Linked DNA regions of Homo sapiens: region 2 is linked to region 1. Evidence: read pairs that join two places in POLR2A ChIA-PET (ENCODE). Cell type or tissue: Caco-2. All regions are shown on one strand. Each heading gives the region's core, and the rest is flanking DNA. Links, peaks and the distances in the headings are about the cores only. Region 1 overlaps TNR (tenascin R). Region 2 overlaps TNR (tenascin R).

Region 1 (7,352 bases), core at 2,447-4,946:
CAATAATGCCCTGAAACTCTCAGCATTGTTTTTCACCTTACTCACTGCTTAGAGAAGAAGGGCCTGATGGACCCTATGTTCCCAGGCCCAGCCTATAGAAATGTTGAAAAAAAAATGCTACTCTTTGCAAATTCAAGTGCAGCAGTGCCAGGGGAAAATGTGTGGAGCGAAAGGGTGCAAACAGATCCCATTGCTCCCAGCTGCCATTTTACCCTGCTCAGTGGTGGTCAATTAAGGCCATTTTCTCAGCTTCGGAGGACACTGCTCCAGGAACTGACATCATAGATTTTTATAAAAACCAATTCCATCCCATGCTTATGAATTACCCAGGAGAGTCATATCATACACTTCTGATGGTAAGAGCTCATTCACCTTGAGTTCCACATGGCACCTCAGAAAACACTATCAGTCAGACTAATACTTTTTTTAGGGCACTTATTTTGTGCTAGGCCTTATGTTAAATACTTAATATCTATTATATATTAAGTGCTTAAAACCACCCTGTGAGATCAATGCCATTATTAAGTATCTCCATGTTACAGATGAGAAAACAGAAGCTCAGAGAAAATACATTGCTTGCACACTGCCACAGCTAGTACACTCAGACTAGATTCCAGACTAGATTCTGTTGAGTGCCTCCTCTCCTTCTGGCTCTGACCCTAGTAGTGCTAATCCAGAGCTGTATGATTCCCAAGCTCCACACCTATGGCACAGTCTTGTCTTCTACTTCAAGTATTCTTAATATAAGGTCTTCGACAGTGGTTTCATAAGCCCAAAATAGCATCCACAAATCTGAGCCTTGAGGTCTGCTTATAGTGTTTCGGGTGAGAATTACTCCAAGAATCTCTCTAGAGGGCAAGAACCCATCCTCCCCAGGCCCCCCAGGTCTGCTGACAGATACAACACTACTAGAGCCCTCTGGCTTGAGTCACCCTCCAGGGTCTTCAGCTTGATATTTTTTGCTTAGTTTCCAAGTATCTGAAGCTCTTTCTGAGCACGTGCTCCAGACAGAAGCCAGTGGTTACTGTGCTCCACTCACACTTGGCCACTGTCCGTTCCAGCCCACTTTGAAGCTTCTGATACTCTGGCGGCAACTGGCTGGTGCTGGGTAGAGAATGGGAAGCAGGGGGTTTGCATCCCTATGTAGCCTGTCTGCTGGGCCTCCAGTCCTGTAACTCCCATCCTTGCTGACATTTCTCTTCCCCCAACCTTCAGGTCCACTGGCCCAAGGGCCCTGCTGTTCAGATTGGTCAGAAACCCCAGAGTCAGGGAGAGCAGACCTTTCCCTCCCACAGGACTTTCTCTAATCAGCCCAGTTCATTATTCTAATCAGGACCAAACAAAATGCCCCCTACAAGAGCTGTGGGGTTTAGACACAATTCTGCACACCTGTTAATGGAGAGGAAGCTGGTCACCTCGTCAACACTTACCAAGGCTCCTCCACTGACAGAGATGTGTGCTTGGTGCCAGGGCAGAGGGGAAAATACAGAAGCTTTTCCCTTGTTGGGAACTGCCCAGCTCCCACCACTGCCTGGCCAGGCCAGGCATGTCTGACTTGCTTGACAATGCAGCCCGGCTTCCAATGCAGACTGAAGTCAACCTTAGACCTGTCTTCTGGGCCTGCCCGAGTTGGGGCACAGTCATTGGGCAGTGCTTCCCCGGAGATAGCAAGACCAAGGACTTGTTGGTTTAAAGTATTCATTCGAAATAGGGTGCAATCTCAATTATGGAAATTAACACAGATTAAAAAGTGGAAAAAACCCCACCAAAATCAGTAATTAAAAATACAATCTTTCTGTATGTTCTAGTTATTCTATAATAAATATGTATAGATTTTCTAATCAGAAAAAAACTTTTTTTTCAATATAGACTTACTGATTTATCTTTAGGGCCTTGGTGCAGGGATTCTAACCCCCAAGGCCCATAGCTTTTGGCTGGCACACTCACATCCAGACCCCTGGAACTCGTGGGATTCATACCTGGTTCTGTTGAGTGCCTCCTCTCCTTCTGGCTCTGACCCTAGTAGTGCTAATCCAGCTCTGTGAGTTTCAGTTGACCCTAGCTGCACCCTATTATGTGGCTTTATCCACCCTAGTTCCGCAGCCCCATGCTCCAGCCCTGCTCAGGCCAGCCTGCCTTGACCTTGGACTGTGATGCTTGCCTCTGAAGCTTCAGGTCCAGCTGCTGTATCCAGGTGGATTGTTCCAACCCCTGAATCCCCTCTGGTTTCTTAGGGTCTAGTTTCAGGGACCACACAACACAGGAAAAACCAAGAAATATTTTAGGAATCCTCATGGATCCTAGGGGATTGAGATCTCGATTCACATCCTAGTCAGCCCCACTCTGGAAAGCAGGGTTGACCATTCCCTGGGAGTCACTGATCATCTGCATGAAGCAATTGTACTCATCTATACCCTGGGTCAAGAAGATGCACCACAAATGCCACCATGGGATTTGTCACTCAGAGTCACCCAAGCATCCTCAATTCTGCTCAGTTCAACAATTAATTTAGCACCCAGTGATGACCCACCCTCCCACTTGCACCCCTGCTAAGGCTGAGGCTGAGGAAGATGGAGGAGGAAAGAAGACCCCACAGCTGGATGGCCCATAATGAACCTCTGGCCCATGAGGAAATGAACACCAGGTGCTTCTTTATATTTGATGTATTAACAATACTGATACCTTCCCATCAATTATGTGCCACTTTGTAGCTTATGAAATGCTATTGCATATATTTCATTCTCACTATAAATAGTCCTCACTTCACAGATCTGAAAATTGAAACTTGGAGCAGTCACACGACTTGCTCAAGCTCATAAAGCCCGAGAATGGAAGTGGCACGAGAGACAGATAGGCATTGTGTCTCCAAAGCAGGTGACCTGTTCACCAGGCAATGACCCTTCTCTAGAATCTCCCTGATGGAGACCCCTGGAGAGGAGTACCTATGACCTAGCTCACAGCCAACCACCTCATCAAGTCCAAGGACAAAGAAGGCCAAAGATCACTCCATTTCTGAGAAGCAGGTGCACCTATGAGAGACAAATAGGGCCTGTGTAATCCAGGAAACCAGTTTCTCAGTGAAGATGGACATGTGGCAGGGAAAGACAATTGGGGAGTGTGGATGGTCTGACAGGTACCAAGGTCAATAATAAGAAACAATGTGACAGGCAGCTGTAATCAAGAGAAACTGGGGTTAGGGGGGAGACCTACAATCCTGGAGCTATCAGTGAGAGAGGCTGCAAAGTGGGTAGGCAGGAAATTTGTTACCCAAACAATAAACTGGGCCAATGGCTAGCATGACAGTGGGTCCCAGCCCTCTCGGGGCCACCCCACACACTCCCAGCAGCAGTTCTCCCAGATAGCACTGCAGAGAGAAAAATTCCAGAAGCTTGGGAAGCAGGAAAGACCAATTTGTGGAAATATGCAGGACACCTGGGTAGGTAAGGATGGCTGGAACCACATCACGTGTGTGTATATGTATTGAAAGAGAGAGAGAGGACCTATTAGACTTTGGGCTCTATGCTGAATGCTGCGATAAAAGATAACTAGATTATAGACTCTGCCCTCTAGGGACCCTCCAGGGGGAAAACAAACAGCTCTGCAGATAACTATTGTGATAAGTGTAAAAACAAGTTCTGCTGGAGCTCAGAGAGGGAGATGATTGTCACAAATTCTTATAAGAAGACTTCCCAATCAACTGCATACAGCTCTTGACATTCAAAGACTATGGAATCAGGCTGCTTAACTTTGAATCCTGGTGCCCTCACCTAAAGGCTTTGTGACTTTTAGACAAGTCACTTAACCACTCTGTACCTCAATTTCTTCAATTGCTGCATCTGTAAAATGGGATAGTAATGATGTGATATGACTGCTGTGAGGATGAAATGAGGTAATATATGAAGCCCTTAGAAGATTGGTTGGCATGTGCCTGGACAATGCACATGTCAGTCTAAGAAAGCCCTTCCTTTCCTTTCCTTCATGGCACAACCCCACATGCATATTGGGACAGGGCAGAATGCACAAGCTCTGGGGCATATAATCATATCTGATCAGTTTAGCTTGAAGCTGGTGGGTATGTTCCCTTCCTAATCAAATGCAGCTGGTTTGGGCAAACCTAGCCACCAGTCCCACGTTTTTGGTCATGTAGGAAGAGCCCAGAGATCTTGTTATTTTGGAGAAAGGCAATAAATATTCCTTGTTGACTTAATACTGTAGACTTATCTTACAGATAAAAAGTTTGGATCATTCTAGACACATTTGTGGGTCTAGACTAATGAAGGTATAATATTCTAGAATGGTAGAAAGACACGTCACTGACTATCTTATAATTATCTTCTAACAGCCCCTGATGAATATAACATGGAAAATAATCAAAACCATTCTTTTAGGAAATAGCTCACCTGCTTTGGGCTTTCTATTTAGTGAATAGAACTAGTGTCTTGCTCAGCAGGGGAGCAGGGGAATGCTTTTATAATGATTTCCCTGCAGCAATCCTGTTTGATAATGCAAACTAGGATCAAAGCAATAGGTTTTCCTATTAAGTACTCCAAGGAAAGAATCAAGTGTTGAGTTGTTGCTAGGGAAATCTGAGAGCCTCATGGGGCCTGGTGATCCAGTCCTGGAGAAGGAGAATTGTTGAGTAAATCCATAGAGAGAAACAGCAAAGTTTCCCTCCGCAATGACTGGCTTTGACTTCACTCACTCTCATCTCGCCCTCAGCTGCAGACTCAACCCATGTCCAGCTCTGCTGCTTGGAGTCAATGTTGGTGAGCTCCCACACCCCCACCTCAGCTAGCTGCTCACTAAGGCAACTATAAGTGTCCAGAAAGCAGAGAAAGTAGAAGGCTGAAACTTTAAAAAAAAATTCAGAGAGCGTATTCTTCCTGAAACACAAAGATAAATAATTAAATAAACCTGCACCTTTATTATTTTTTTAAATGTCACTGTATTTTTCCAATCTCCCTATGAGAAAACCAAACTAAAGAAAATGTGAGCTGGATTCCTTTTTACACTGTGAATTTCTCAGAGATAGCATACATTACCCTCAGAGCACTTCTTTACTACCAACTTCATGGCTTGTTATCCATAGGATTGAGCCTTAGTTTACTCATCTGTAAAGTGGAGCAATACGCCCACCTTACATGCTTTACAGAATTGGTAGAGGAATCAGTCGTGATTATGAAAGCACCTTGAAAACTCAGATGAGCTCTACAAATACCAGGTGTTCTGTTATTCTGACTCATTTTAGTGCTTTTCAAAAGGGGAAAGGTAGGAAGATCAATGTGAGAAAAAATGTTGAAATCTTTTACAGGCAATAAATCTTCTTCTCTGCTACAGCATGAAGCCACACTGAACCAAGTCCACTGTTAGGTTAGTTGAAGGCTGTTGTTAAAATGAAAATGTCACTGTTATTTATGGTATAAGGCTTACCTGTTTCCAAATAGGTTTTCAGAAGGCATTAATTTATTGCCAATGCTGTATCTTGTATCACTTTGGCATTTGACTACGGAGGGAATGAGTCACAGAGGAAAGTAAGTTTTAAATAGACTTGGGGACAGGAAGAAACATCTGGATTAAACAGCCCCTCCAGGAAGTCAGATTCCTGTGGGTACCTGCAGGGACAGGCACAGGACAGCCACGGGTTGGTCAGTGAGGGAACTGTGTCCAGGTGGTCAGGTCTCGTTGAAGTTGAGCCCCAAAGAGGTGAGAGATGTGGGTGAGAGGCTACCAAAACCTGGAAATAGAGTCTGCTCAGTGGTGTAGAGAAGGTCACCTTGAGAGAAGCAGTGCCCTTCAGCCAAGGGGCACAGCCAGCCCGAGGCAGCCTCCCAGGGAGGCAGCGAGGGCCTGACTCTCCTCCACACCACGCCTCTCTGGGTGGAGCTCCCCTTCGGCAGAATGGGAAGCTCCAGGGCAAGGTAGCCTGCTGGGAAAGAGTGAAGCTCTGGAGCGGCAAATTAAGAGTTCCAAGGAGTGTGTGTGCCAAGAGAAGGAGTCCCACACAGCAGTGCACTGCAAAGGCTGAGGGAGAAAGGGAAGTTGTGCTGAAGGAAGAAGAACTCCAGTAAAAGGGGACTGGGGCCAGGTGCGGTGGCTCACACTTGTAATTTCAGCACTTTGGGAGGCTGAGGTCGGTGGATCACCTGAGGTCAGGAGTTTGAGACCAGCTTGGCCAACATGGTGAAACCCCTTCTCTACTAAAAATATAAAAATTAGCCGGGCGTGGTGGTGGGCACTTGCAGTCCTAACTACTTGGGAGGCTGAGGCACGAGAATTGCTTGAACCCGGGAGGCGGAGGTTGCAGTGAGCCGAGATCGTGCCACAGAGGAATTGGACACCATGCACAAGTTATTTCAGATATAAACCCCAAGCCCCCTGAAATGTTCTGCATCCCCTTAGTGGGTTTTTTTAATAACCTATATGGATCCCACACGAACTTTGGGAACCCTCAAAACGTGCTCTGTTTATCAACATCCCTCAGAGCCCAGTCAGTGCCATCTGTATTCTTACGCTGTCAGAAAGGCAGCTGCATGTAGCTAAATGGTCAATTCTTGTCTTTATTCAGATTGAACACATTTAAAAGTCCAATATTTTACAATATATATCCTAAATTTAGCAGTTAATAAAAGAACATTTGAATTCCATTGGCACCCCTTTTAACAATAATGAACAAAGATGATGCAGTATAACTTAATGGAGAGCAAAATGCATTTTGTCAAGAAAGTGAGAGAAAGGGGATTTAAGAAATTATGTACCCTGAAGAACCATTCTCCAAAGTAATGAGGAAGGCTAATCTGAGCCTTACTGACTAAATAACTGCAAAATAAGATAAGCGATAAGAAAAAAATCTTTTATGTTTTTCAGGTTGAAATTCATCTTTGGGGCCAATTGCAACTGCAGACATCAAAGGGCCTCTTAATCATGTTATGCCCTGCTTTGAAAACATTGCTGGCTCAACAAGCACACAGATACAAAGCAAATTTCTAAAAATGCCAGTCAGGGATCTCTGACATCTTCTTAGTACACTTCATCCCTGAATACAATCACCCCTACATTGTACTATCCCAGGAACCAAGCCCTTCTACAAACATGACTCCCCTCATTCTCTACTCTGCTTCAACTGCCTTTTTTTTTTTTTCTCTCTCTCTCTCGCTCTGTCACCAGGCTGGAGTGCAGCGGCACAATCTCGGCTCACTGCAACCTCCGCCTCCCGGGTTCAAGCAATTCTCTCATGCCTCAGCCTCCTGAGTAGCTGGGATTACAGGCGTGTGCCACCACGCCCAACTAATTTTTGTATTCTTAGTAGAGGTGGGGTTTTGCCATGTTGGCCAGAATGGTCTCAATCTCCTGAC
Region 2 (7,352 bases), core at 3,148-5,647, 53 kb after region 1:
CCCGGGCCAGACAGTGCTCAGCCTCCTTTGGGCGAAGTCACAGTGACCCCAAGTGGTCACTTTGGTAAGGCACCCTCTAAACATGGTGTCACCTTCCAGGGGCGGGAAGCTGGGGAGTGGGCTGCAGAGACCCAAGTTGAAGAGGAGGAAAGAAAGGACAAAGGCTTCCACATACCTCTTCCTCACGGAGCTGGGACATACAGGGCCTATTCCTTATTTGTCTTAAAGGCTGGGGATAAGGGGGCTGGGGGAAAAGCCAGGTGGGAATATTTCAGCTGCAGCTTCCACTCCTCAGCAGGGAGTACTTGTTCACAGCAACAACCCAGAATAGGGATGCTCCTATATGACAAGGTTGATGAGCTGTGTTTCTCATTAATTCCACCAGCAATAAGAAAGTTCCATCTGGAAACAGGCCTTAGAAGTATTATTTTTCTTATCAAAAATGGGCTTGTTAGGCCAGTCCCTTCCTTTAAATCAGGATGGAATTGGCTGCTTCTCTTGAAACTTGAACATCATGCACACCCAAAAAAGCAGGGAGATGGCCTCGAAAGCCTGACTCATTCCAGGAATCCTGAAGATGCACCTGTCATTATCCAAAGAGATAAGTGTGGGGAGGCTGACTGCTCAGATCTCCATTTAACTAAAAAGTAGATTGGTGCCTATCTGGTGTGATTTCAGGGGCTCTCCAAAGATATTCTCCACATATCTCCCCCATGAAACCTCTGGTCTCCAAATTCCACTGATGGGAAATTTCTCTATGAGGGACCCTATATTAGTCCCTGGGTTTTCATGAATTATTTTGCCAGAGCTGCCTTTGCATGCCCTGTTTCCTTTGTCTGGGATGCCCTCCCTGCCACCAGATGTCCATGGGTCCTTCAAAACCCAGTCCAGATATCCTCTCTTCGGAGTCTCCCCAACACTCCCCACCACCACCGCTACTGCCACCAGCACCATGCTGCTTCTGTGCATGTTTTCTCACTATACTACATACTGAAAAAAATAAAATCTTTGACCCAAAGACCTAAGAGTCTAGTGAGGAAACCAACATGAAAACTAACAATAATAACATAATCACTATAAAAATCGCAGATTGACTGCAAGTTCCTTGGGGACAGGGTCCTCAGTTTGTCCCTCTCTGTGAAGGTAGGCACCCAGTGCACTAGGGCCAATCACACCCCTAACCTCAGTTTCATAGACTTGAGCTTCACAGACACTTGGGAGATGATCTCAGGGATTTAAAGATGGAAAGGTCCATATTTCCTCATGTCCACTTGATCCCAACCAAGTCTGCAGACCCCAAGTATCTTACTCATGTTTTTGCTAGCAAGAGACAGCAATCTCAGTTCCTTGGGCCTCCTTCTCCCTACCACTTTCCCTGCTAGCGACAGCAGGCATGAAGAATAGGTTCCCAAAACAGGGCTAAGTGAGTCATTCTGCCTTTATCACCACAGTCCTTGCACTGCAGGTGAGAATGTGCTAACTCCTGTTCCTTTCTAGCCCTAATTAATCTATGAATGCTCATTATGCCCCATTCTGGCCACTAGAGAATTCCATATTTCCTTCCCTCTATCTTTCCTTATCTTAGCCAGCTTTAAGTTCCAACTCAAATGCCTTCTCTGGAAAGACTTATCTGACTATTACAGCCCATGCTGATCTTCTCCCTGCTGATCGTGTCCTCTTAGTCCCATGCTGATCTTGTCCTCTTAGTTAGCAGCCTCTGCTTTGGTCCTGCATTAGTCCATTTGCATTACTATAAAGGAATACCTGAGGGTGGGTAATTTATAAAGAAAGGAGGTTTGACTGGCTTACAGTTCTGCAGAGTGTACAGGAAACATGGTGCCAGAATCTGCTTCTGGTGAGGGCCTCGGAAAGCTTACAATCATGCGGGAAGCCGGAGGAGTAGCCCGCGCATCACACAATGAGAGAGGGAGCAAGGGTTGGGGGGAGGTGCCACACACTTTTAAACAACCAGATCTCACGAGAACTCACTCACTATCTGGAGGACAGCTCCAAGCCATTCATGAGGGATCCACCCCCATGACCCAAACACCTCCCACTGGGCCCCACCACCAACATTGGGGATGGCAATTCAATATGAGATTTGGAGGGGACAAGCATCCAAACTATAACAGGTACCAAATCACTCTCGAATTCCAAGTTGCTTACTCCACTCCTTCCTCCTGGCCTGTAAGACTCAGGGATGGGAACCATGCTATCATGAGTCAGAAAATAACAAGAGACTTGGGTTCCAAACCTAGTTGTATCATGTATCAGTTTTGTGACCTTGGCCAAGGAATAGACTTCTTGGAGCCCCTGTTTGCTCATCTGCAATACCCTATCAGTAGTGCTTCAGGGAAATTAAATAACGTGTGAATCTTTAAGAAGCTCAGTAATACTTGCATAACTCTTTACCATCAGACACTCAAAAAGTCTTCATTTTTTACTTCTCTTTTTCTTCCCTCCCCTTCGTCATTATTCTTTTCCATGTAGCTTAGTGCTAGGCATATTATGGGTGCTCACTAAATAATTATTTTACTTTTTTAGCACAGATTCCTTTTCACCCCCAAAAGGCAAGGCTAATGTCTTGTTCAGCTCACACCACCTTGTGTCTGACACAAAGGAGGCCCTTAATATTTGTTGAATGTATGACTGTGCTTTAGGGGTTCCAAGAAGAATGGGTGTGAGGTGAAAGAGTTGAGAAAAGCATCAACCTCCAAGTTGAACAAAGAAAGTTCTATAAGGAACAGAGAGTAGTGATTTCCTATGGGATGAATTTTCTGTGCTATTGTTAAGAAAGGGAACAGGGCCATTTATATGTTACCACTTGCAGGAGTTGGATGGAGAGATAAAGGGGGCATTGATAGAGAGCAATGGGGTCTTTAAAAAGTGAGAAATCCCTAGGAGTACTCAGAGTGCTGATATCTAAGTGCACTGGCTATGCCTCGGATACATGTGGTTTTTTTTTTTTTCCAGCAGAACTGTGTCTAACCTGCTGGCAAAGAGCAACAATTCACTTGTAGCATGGAAGAAAGCTGCTGAAAATCAAAGGAAAGCAGCAGGCACAAACCTATAAGCAAGTCCCACTTTTCCATCCTCTAGACAGAAAACCTGGGAAGAGAACACATTAAATTCTGCTCTGCAGTTTTCTGGGAGAAGATGATTCCATTGTAAATTATTGAACATTTCATTTAAGCTTCATAAATAAGAAACTGGGATGAAAATGTTACATGTTAGATCTGTTTGGCAACGTATAATTTCTGTCTTACTCCCTCCATCTGTCACCCTTCATCTATGTTGGAGAATTTCTACTTCATTATAGGCAATTGAAGGTCTTAATCAGTTGCCTGATAAAAGTAGTTTATGTCCCAAAGGTAATCTCATTTCTGCAACCAAGGATGTACCTGGAACTCACTGAACATATTGATGGAGATAAATGTGTGCTTCAAATGGATCAGGGGGTATTGCAATCACCCACTCAATCTAGAGATAGGTACTTGGCCCAGCCAGGGAGAAGGTCCTCACTGCCACCTGGACTCCCTGAATCACTGGTTTCCAACAGAGCCAACAGGCTAAGCCCCAGCAAACCAATAACAAGAAGTCAACAGGTGCACCCAGGACCGGCCTGTACTTGCCTGGGGCGGTTTTTGTAGTTGATGAGACCACTCACCAAAAAAAAAAAAAAAAAAAAAAAAAAAAAAAGTACTCAAAATCCAGGAATAGTTCTCTGTGCAAAGTAATAAAATACTAGCTACTACCGCTAAGATCCAGGCACTGGACTTTAAACACTTTGACTCATATAATCCTCATGATGACCCTCTGATATAGATGCTGTTTTTATTCTCATTCTTCAGAAATTGAGGTTCATAGATGTTAAGTAATCAAAATTACACAGGTAAAAAGTGAAAGAGACCAAATATAGATATGTCAGACGTCAAAGTCTGTCAAACTTCAAAGTTTACCTCCACTGGTGTTGCCACTTTAGAGAAAGAAAGAATTAAGGGTTGGGAAAGAAAGGGAGCTGGTTTAAGAAGAGAAAAAAGAGGGCTGATTCGAATGCCTACCCAGACAGGGCTTCGGGACTGCATTCCTGGGAGAGAAACTGGCCTGGTAAGCTCTGCCATGCTTAAGCAACATTTATTGCATGGACTCCACAAAAGCCTACTGAGGAAGGGGATGAAGAACCCCCTGGCTGCCAGGCAGCATTCCTCTTGACCAAGCCAAGCCATTTGTTAAAGGAATGTTGCTCAAAGTATTTCCGATCAAAATCAGGGATTCCAGAGAAATCACAGCTGCCCTGAGCGGTGGAAGGAAGTAATAGGATGTCCCATTCCTCCTAAAAGCCCTGAACTCTGAGACCAGAATCCGGGGGGGCATCTCTAGCTGGTCACAGACTTACTCCGTGCCACAGTTTCTTTTTATAAAAAGATGATGTACTCTGTTGAATAACAGTCCCCTCAAAATGCATGTCCACCCCAAACCCTTATTTCCAAATAAGGTCTTTAGAGATGCAGTAGAGTTAAGATGAGGTCATACTGGATTAGGGTGGCCCCTAAATTCAATGTGACTGGTGTGTTTATAAGAAGAGGGGAAGACACAGACACACATGTGTCTACAGAGGCAGAGACTGGGGTGACGCAACTACAAGCCAAGGAATGCCAGGGAGTGCTGGCAACCACCAGAACCTAGGTCTCCTAGAGCCTTCAGAGGAAGCATGGTCCTGGCGACACCTTGATTTCGGACTTCCAGACTTCAGAACCGTGGGAGGACACATGTCTGTTTTAAGCCACACTGTGTGTGGTAATTTATAACAGCATCCACAGGAAGCTAATGTAGATGGAGAAAAGACTGCTTATCCCACCTTCCTCCCAAGGTTGTGATGAGACTCTAAAACACAATCCATTTTGAAAAGCACAGATGTTATATAAATACAGAATACCATTCCAATCAGCCATGAGCCCACACAAAGCCCCAAAAAGAGCCTACCGGAAGGACTCAGACTGACCACTGGAGGCCCTCAGGGTGATCACTTGATTTTGTTGGGTTTTTTTGTTTTGTTTTTGTTTACTTGTTTGTTTGTTTTTGTTTTTTTGATACAGAGTCTCACTCTGTCACCCAGGCTGGAGTGCAGTGGCATGATCTTGGCTCACTGCAACCTCAGCCTCCCAGGTTCAAGCGATTCTCCTGCCTCAGCCTCACAAATAGCTGGGACTACAGGTGCACACCACCACACCCGGCTAATTGTTGTAATTTTAGTAGAGATGGGTTTCACCATATTGGTCAGGCTGGTCTCGAACTCCTGACCTCAGATGATCCACCCGCCTTGGCCTCCCAAAGTGTTGGGATTACAGGCATGAGCCACCGTGCCCTGCCTTTGTTGGGTTTTTCTACAACCCCAGTCCTAATAGATAAAAATGAGTTTGATGCCAGTTGTAATAGATGAAATAGCCCTCAAAGAATCCCCAGCATCTGTGAATATAACCACCTTACAGGGCAAAAAGGACTTTGCAGGTGTGATTAAGTTAAAGATCTTGAGAAGGAGAGACTAGCCTGTACTATCCAGGTGGGACCAACATGATCGCAAGGATTTTCATAAGTGGATGTAGGGAGGTCAGAGTCAGAGTAGATGCAATGATAGGAGCAGAAGTCAGACAGAGAAAACAGATTTGATCGTTTCAAGCTTCTGGCTTTGAAGATAGATTAAGAGACCATGAACCAAAGAATGCAGGCAACCTCTAGAAGCTAGAAAAGGCAGGGAAATGGATTTTCTCCTAGAGCCTCCAGAAGGAAGGCAGCCCTGCTGAACTACTTTAGACTGCAGACCTCCTGAACTAACTGTAAGAGAATCCACTTTTGTTGTTGTAAGTCACTAAATTGTGGTGATGTGTTACAGCAGCAATAGGAAACTAGTACACCAGTCAAACCAGTTAGTCTGAAAATAAATGTGAAAGAGGTCAAGGAGAGAACCTAGAGAATTCCAGATATTCTAGGAGGTTCTCAGAGATCCTTTGTAGTAAACCTCCCAAAGGATTTCCTCAGAGAAGCTTACACCCTTTAGTGGGACAGTTTTTGTGTCTCCTCTGTCTTCCTGGACTCCCCTGAAAGTTATTCTAAAATTAGATCCACAGCTTTAGATACCCTGAGGCCTGAATTACTGAACTTGGCGGGGGGCCTACAGCAACAGGACTTCTGCATGCTCCTACTCGACAGCCCTGTGCTTAGAAAAAAAAGTCCATCCACTGTTCCTCCCTAGAAGGGACCCAGGAGTCCCCATATGGCCTCAGCTCCTGTAAAAGGTGTAGCTTGGTCCTTGTATATAACATTCAAGGAATGCTTTTCAGGTCTATGTCCACACTGTCTCTCTTGATTACATACTCCCGAAATTCACAATTTAAGCAAGAAATCCTCTCGCTGGTTCAAGCCAACCTGAGACGCTAAGCATACAAGGAGTCCTTGTATACTTATGTGAGCACACCTCTGAAGGTCACTGACAAGGCAGCCTCACTGCCTTCCCAGAGAGCCTGCCTGCAAGAAGGAAGCTCTGCGTGGGCTGGTTCATCCTATTGACTTGGGATTCCTAAATAGTGAAATTGGGATTTCTTAATAGTTCAAATTAGGAGAGGATTCAAGGAGGACTAAACACAAGATATGAATAGGAGTCTAAGATCATTTTCTTCCCACTTTCAGCCTTCCTAGCCCTGCCCCATACACAGAATAATGTTTGTTTCTCCATCCACTGATAGATCTGGTACCTGGCACTGAGTATGGAGTTGGAATATCTGCCGTCATGAACTCACAGCAAAGCGTGCCAGCCACCATGAATGCCAGGACTGGTGAGTAGGAGGACTGCTGAGGAAGAAGACCAGGTTAGCCTATAAGCCTAAGGAGTCATGGAGGCTCGTCCCAGCAAAAATTAATCAGAAAGCAATGTCTTCCAGTGAACAGGGCTCTGGTGACAACTGTCAGCCTAGAAACAACATCCACCCTATGCCTAATCCTTGATCTCTGACAGGCAGGACAGAGTCACCCTCTTCCCCACAGACCTGTGCTCGGTCCCCCGTGGTCTGAAGAGCTGCTCAGGGCTGTACAGAGCAGAGGTGGAAAATCCTAAATAGGTTGATGCCATTGCAGGCCATATTTTTATCTAGACCACCCCGACAGCAGGCAGAATGGGGCATCCTCGCCCTGCATACACCACAGAGGTCCTCACAAACGCCACTTGGGTGAAGGTCTAGACTTGCAACAACCCATTAAATCTGAGGGCAGAAGAAAAGTCCAGCTGAGACCCTTGCTGCTCTGGATTCAGCAGTTTTGCTTCCAAATCCTGGGTAAATTTCAAAGTCATTTCAGCACCT

What was found. ChIA-PET counts read pairs that join two places held together with the same protein. Peaks named below come from ENCODE experiments on the same cell type or tissue, not always from the same donor. Only the 100,000 strongest peaks of a DNase experiment are listed, where the experiment ranks them.
Region 2: POLR2A ChIA-PET joins it to region 1 with 10 read pairs; 2 of 35 experiments call an interaction of 5 or more read pairs at or near these places.

What each region holds. Positions count from the first base shown.
Region 1 is chr1:175,418,509-175,425,860 of GRCh38, reverse strand. The region is part of intron 2 of TNR (tenascin R); the gene reads left to right. Among named protein-coding and RNA genes, the nearest start is that of KIAA0040, 230 kb to the right of the region's middle. In Caco-2, for the core only: no CTCF peak of the experiment used is centred there; a DNase peak (open chromatin) is centred at 3,510.
Region 2 is chr1:175,366,686-175,374,037 of GRCh38, reverse strand. It overlaps TNR (tenascin R), which reads left to right. Exons shown (of 23, transcript NM_003285.3): 10 at 6,741-6,830. Among named protein-coding and RNA genes, the nearest start is that of KIAA0040, 180 kb to the right of the region's middle. RefSeq lists an enhancer at 1-132. In Caco-2, for the core only: no CTCF peak of the experiment used is centred there; a DNase peak (open chromatin) is centred at 4,187.